Regions from separate parts of the Homo sapiens genome. Here region 1 is linked to region 2. Evidence: chromatin contacts called from ENCODE Hi-C or POLR2A ChIA-PET data. All regions are on one chromosome and are shown on one strand. The core of a region is the stretch at or near the end of the contact, and the rest is flanking DNA. Distances in the headings are between cores, read along the strand shown. Region 1 overlaps CERS3 (ceramide synthase 3). Region 2 holds the start of SPATA41 (spermatogenesis associated 41).

The links. Hi-C counts contacts between places; a loop is a spot of excess contacts on that map. ChIA-PET counts read pairs that join two places held with the same protein, here RNA polymerase II (POLR2A). Pooled maps may share reads with other maps.
Region 1: a map of psoas muscle shows a loop between it and region 2 (3-fold over the local background). The contact joins the enhancer-like site here to the promoter of SPATA41 in region 2. A Hi-C loop is called at or near these places in 2 of 168 maps with a recorded cell type or tissue (gastrocnemius medialis and psoas muscle), 1 of 37 single-sample maps with no recorded cell type and 4 of 50 pooled maps. POLR2A ChIA-PET finds 5 or more read pairs at or near these places in 1 of 52 experiments (RWPE1).

The regions. Positions count from the first base shown.
Region 1 is chr15:100,427,804-100,430,691 of GRCh38, reverse strand. All of the region lies in intron 11 of CERS3 (ceramide synthase 3), which reads left to right. All of the region lies in intron 4 of CERS3-AS1 (CERS3 antisense RNA 1), which reads right to left. Among named protein-coding and RNA genes, the nearest start is that of CERS3-AS1, 56 kb to the right of the region's middle. Within about 2 kb of position 1,416, at least 3 of the 41 ENCODE cell types and tissues checked have a DNase peak (open chromatin) inside an H3K27ac peak, as active enhancers do; they include gastrocnemius medialis and psoas muscle, where a contact is called at or near this core.
Region 2 is chr15:100,349,443-100,352,320 of GRCh38, reverse strand. It overlaps SPATA41 (spermatogenesis associated 41), which reads left to right and starts at 1,603. Exons shown (of 2, transcript NR_028139.1): 1 at 1,603-2,878. It overlaps LOC105371021 (a long non-coding RNA gene), which reads right to left and starts at 2,715. Exons shown (of 3, transcript XR_007064777.1): 1 at 2,639-2,715; 2 at 1,376-1,946; 3 at 177-642. RefSeq lists an enhancer at 2,176-2,435.

The DNA.
Region 1 (2,888 bases), core at 167-2,666, 79 kb before region 2:
TTGCTTTCAAAACAGCATAAAATGCTTATTATATAGCTCTTTGTTTCATTGCCAACTGCGGATTTAGACATGGAGTCATTCAAAGAGCAGTGGGACATTATGAGTAATTCACAATCTTCTGGGCTTTTGACATTTCTGCAAAGCCACAGATTCCCAAGCACAGCATTTAGTTACAGCACTTCAAAAACACAGCACTATGATTTTATGGAAGCTGTAGTACAGATGTCATTCCCAGAGGTGTAAGGAAATGCTGTGGGCAAAGATTGTTCATTTAGTTCAAATGAGCATTTTATCTTATTAACATTAGAATGTATTTTTTTTCTCATTGTCAAGTTTTTTGTTTTTGTTTTTGTTTTCTTTTGGTCATTCTTTTTTTTTTTGAGACGGAGTCTCGCTCTGTCGTCCAGGCTGGAGTGCAGTGGCGTGATCTCGGCTCACTGCAAGCTCCGCCTCCCGGGTTCACGCCATTCTCCTGCCTCAGCCTCCCGAGTACCTGGGACTACAGGCGCCCCCCACCACAACTGGCTAACTTTTTGTATTTTTAGTAGAGACAGGGTTCCACCGTGTTAGCCAGGATGGTCTCGATCTCCTGACCTCGTGATCCGCCCACCTCTGCCTCCCAAAGTGCTGGGATTACAGGTGTGAGCCACCGCGCCCGGCTTTTTTGGTCATTCTTGCAATCATTTTTGAGGAATACAGATGAAGCCCAAGTGAATTATGTATAAGCATATATATATATAAATATATAAAAAAAAATACACCAAAAGTAAAGCCAAAAGTGTAGACATCCGGATTTGACTTTAAATTTATTGTGCTCACCTTTTCTTTTGGTGGAGATTAAAGTGGTGGGAATTTGTGTATTAATTGAGTGATGCTGGTTGTGTTACACATATTGTACAATACGGGGTGATGGCTGTGGATAAGTATGTTTATTTAAGAAACACAGATGGTGAAGCTTTTCCGTGCTGTGTCATGTGAGGATCAACTGAAGGATGGGGGAATGTTTAGCTGGAAGAGGAGTTCATTATCTTTAAATGTTTGGAAAATTAACCAATGTTTGAAGGGAGTACACAGACTTCTTTTGCCTGGTACAAAGGGGTAGAACTTGGAGGAATGCGTGGGCGCTCCAGGGAGGCAGAGATCAGCCCCAAATATGAAAGGAAGCAGATAGTGAATGACTGCAGAGACACAGGCAGGGGTGTGCGTCTTCTGCTAGGGTTGTTGTAAAGAGCCTATCACCATCAAATAGAAACTGGATTAGAAGACACTTAAAGGTCCCTTTCAAACCTGTAGGTCTACAGATACTGCTGTTTCTTACGTAATACCCCTTCCACATCGCAGTGCTACTCCGATAGCCTCCAGAGTTTCCCTCCTGGACTGTGACCTCGGCCTCCCAAGTATGCCAGCTGGGCTCCTTCCAGCCATTTCCACACAGTGGCAGAGAGCACTGCTATAGAAACCAGCTCCCCCGGTGCAGAAGCTCACTGAGGACAAACACCTTGTCTGTTTTCTCACTGATACACTGCAAACACCCAAAACAGTGCTATAAAGTGGCTTCTAGTTGGGTTTAGAAATGAATTTGAATTTCTGACCATGACCTGTGAAATTCATTATCTGATCTGTGCTTATTTGAGGCCTCACCTGGGGTCAGGCCCTGCCTTTCTCAGCATTCATTAGCTGTGCTGTCCTTGCTAATCCCCGAGCATGCAAGGCTCTCACATCGCAGGGCCTCTGCCCACGTTGTTTCTTCTTGAAAGGTTTATTCCACTCTTCTCCGGCTACTCCTGTTAAACTATAGGTTACAACTTGAGTTCATTTCCTTAAGGCCTTCCTGGCATCAGCCTCATCTAAGTGAGATTCCTCTATTTAAATATCATAGTATTCTCTACTTCCTAACATGCATCAAACCTGTAACGATGTATTTCTTATTGTGTGTTTGATTCTGTAGCATTCAGTTCTTTCAATAGATTGTAAGTTATTTGAGAACAGACCATTATATCTCCAATGTCTTGCACAGGGCACAGGGTATTAAAAGGATTTTTTGAACTGGTGGTTCTCAACTGGAGCAGTTTTGGCCTTCAAGGATATTTGACAATCTGTGGAGACATTTTTGTCTGTCACAAGTGGGAGGTGCCACTAGTATGATACAGATAACTGGAGGTGCTTACTGCTAGACGTCCCACAATGGGCAGCAAGGTCCCGGAATCACCTGGCCCAAAATATCCACAGTGCCGAGGTTGTGAACCTTGGGGTGAATGAATGAACTGTCTGTCTTTTGGTTGATTGTCCTTTGTGGCAAGGTGTTTTTCCCAAATTATTCATTGCTTTCCCACTGCCAGTGTCTTCTCATCCAGGGGAAACTTTGATTTATGCAGGAACAGCCAAACACATGATTCCTTGAGAAACCAAGCTCTCCAAAATTAGCTGGTTAGTATTTCTTTACATGGAAATATTGGCATTTAAAATTATTCAAATGATAATGGTTTTGAAAGAAAACAGTTGCCAGCCATTTCCTTTTGAGATAAGGCAACTGCATTGAAAAGTTTTGATGGATGGAGAAAATGAGATTGTAGCAAATTTGTCAGTTGTAATCCCAATCTGAGAAAACATTTACTCTGATAGCACTCTGCACTATAACCTTCAGTTCCTTCACTGTTATGTACCATGAGGGCTGGGAAGGACACACCAGGGGAGGCCGTTTTGACTCTGCCAAACAGTGGTTCCTCATTCATTCTAATTCACTTAGTGACGTGGCTCTCTCATTGCTTTTTTCACCACCTGACCTCTTTACCTTCTGAGTCTAACTCAGTAAAACTGTTCCCATCCTGGGGGTGGCCACCTTCACCTGTCTCTCGGCAGGAAGCACAGAATCTGAGTTTGAGCTACAC
Region 2 (2,878 bases), core at 354-2,853:
CCTGCTCAGCCTACAGGTTGCTTTTGGGTGCCCTAAATTTTTTATAGCCACTTCTTGCACACCTCCATTAGATGAATGCTTTCATATAAATCTTTAACATGCCTTAGAATTAATTTTAGTTTGTGTTATGACTCTGTAGTTGTTAGCTATTGCTGCATAACAAATTAGTCCAAAACTTAGTGACTCAAAACACTAATAATAATTTATTTTCTCTTGTTTTTTTAACGGTCTGGAATTCAGCCAGGGTGGACACAGTGGGAAGGGCTTGTCTCTACTCATGGTGTTTGGGGCAGACTCAAAGGCTGGGGGCTGAAATCATCGGAAGGCCTGACTGAGGGTAGAGGATCTGCTTCCAAAATGACTCACTCACATGACAAATTAGTTGGTTCTGGCAAGTTGGCCTCCTTTCCAAGAAGTGCCTCTCCACACATGTGCTTCTCTGCAGGGTTGCTTGAGTGTCCTCATGACATGGCTGGTGGTTCCCAAAAAAGCAAGTGATCCAAGAGCAACATTCAGGAATAAGTTCAATCCTTTCTATGACCTAGCCTCAGAACTCACAAAGCATCACTCTCAATACGCCCTATTCATCAGAAGCCAGGCAGTAATTCCAGCACACTTTCTAGGCAGAGGAATTAGGTACACCTGTTGAAGGGAAGCAGGTCATAATTAGAGGATATATTTTTGAACCACCACAGAATCTAACTTAGGTTCGTACAAATATATAAACAGCTGTCCAATACCACATATTGAATAGTCTATCATTACTATATCAGTCTGAGCCATGACTATTTGCATTTACTAAGAATGTGTGTTATTACCATTGAAGACCTTCCAGTGGGACAAGATGTGAAAGCAGAAGACAGTGGTATTGATGATCCTGACCCTGTATAGGCCTAGGCTAATGTGTGTTTGTGTCTTAATATTTGACAAAAAGTTTAAAATGTAAAAAATAAACAACTTCAAAAGTAGGAAAAAAGCTTATAGAATAAGGATATGAAGAATGAAAATATTTTTGTATAGCTGTACAATGTGTTTGTGTATTCAAGCTGTTATTAAAAGAGTCAAAAAATTTAAAAATTCTTAAGGTAGAAAAGTTACAGTAAGCTAAAGTGAATATATTATTGAAGGAAAGAAAATTTTTAAAAATAAATTGAGTGTGGGCCTAGTGTACAGGGTTTTAAAGTCTACAGTAGTGTACAGTAATGTCCTAGGCCTTCGTATTTACTCACCACTCACTTACTGACTCACCCAGAGCAACTTTCAGTCCCGTAAGCTCCAAGCTTACGGTAGGTGCCCTAGGCAGGTGCACCAGTTTCAATCTTTCATACCATATTTTTACTGTATCTTTTCTATGTTTAGATACACAAATACTTACCATTGTGTTACAGTTGCCTACAGTGTTCAGTACCACACTGTACAGGTTTGTAGTCTAGAAGCACAGCCTACAGCCTGGGTGTGTAGTAGGCTGTGCTGTTTAGGTTTGGGTAAGTACACTCTATATTGTTTGCACAATGATGCAATTGCCTGACGATGCATTTCTCAGAACGTCTGCTCACTGTTACGCAACGGAGGACTGTGAATTGGGAGTTTATTTTGTTTTTCAGTCTGTACTGGCAGCGAATCATACATAGCTTAGTTTATCAGACAAGCTGCTTTTCTTGAGCAAAGAAAGAACTAGGAGAGAAACGGGGCTTTGGAACCCTGATGCGGCAATGCTGAAAGAGGAGAAATATCCCAAGGAAGGGAAAGGTGTGTTGCAGAACGATGAAAAATAGGCGGCTTCTCACAGCTGTTCTCAGGGGACGAGACGGGGTGGGATGCAGCTCCGCCGGTGCCTAACACTAAGGGCCCTCATCCTGCCGATTCAGTTGTGTCGGGACCGCCAGTGCTGTCTCCTCGTCAGATGCTGCTTCTGGTCTCCCCGCAGAAGATGCCACTGGAGTTGCCTTTTCAAGGATGGGGACATTTGAAGGCCCTGGACGCTCAGCTCTGAGGCTGGCTGGGATCTCACTAGCACCCCCTGGTGGAGGCCGGAGCCAGGCTGACGCGGGAAAGTGGGGCACGGAAGCGCTGCGGATTGGACCGGCGGCAGCTAGGCCGAAACGCCTGTATTTAAAGGGATAGTAACTCGGACTCGTTCTGCAATATCCCCACAAGGGCCTGACTGAGCGAGCGAGCATGGACGGCCGCGGGGCTTTCTGGACAGTGGCCATTCCCAGAGCCAGGCAGGAAGGCCTCGGGAGGCTGGGGCTCCCGTTCCCGGTGAAGCGGACGCCGCCAGCGCCCCAGAACCCAGGAGGAAGCACACAGGCCCCACAGAGAGTGGTTGGCAAGAGTCACTCGGGGATTAGGATGCCGGCCAAATCGCGGAATTTGAGGCTGGAATCCAAGCTCAACAGGAAAGTAGTGAAATACAAATGGGGAAAACAGGGCTCTGGAGCGGGGAGGGAGCTGGTGCCGGCATTTCCCACCAACGCCGGTTTAGGAAGACGGGACCGATGCCGGCCGCCCCCTGCTGGAGGGGATGTGGCATCTCACGGGCTGCCAGGGAGCGGGGTTGGCTACTCCTGCAACCAGCGTGAAGAGGGTCTCAGGGGAGGCTGTGGTGGGATCCCCCACGTGCCCTTGTTCCTCTCACCGTTACCTCTGGATGCCTCGGGGCAAAGGCCTTCTTCCACCTATAGACAGAGTCTACGCAGGGGTCTTGGAACCCGGGCACACCAGTCCCCAGCTAACGAAATCCCCGAGTTGGGGGATTTGAGAGGGTCACGTTTGGCCCAAGAACCCGCAGTCCTCTTTGGTCTTCGGCCCTCTATTTCTAAGCGTGGGCTTCTGGCACGGCGGCTCTGGGCACAGCCCATGCTGCTTTCGGGCTGGG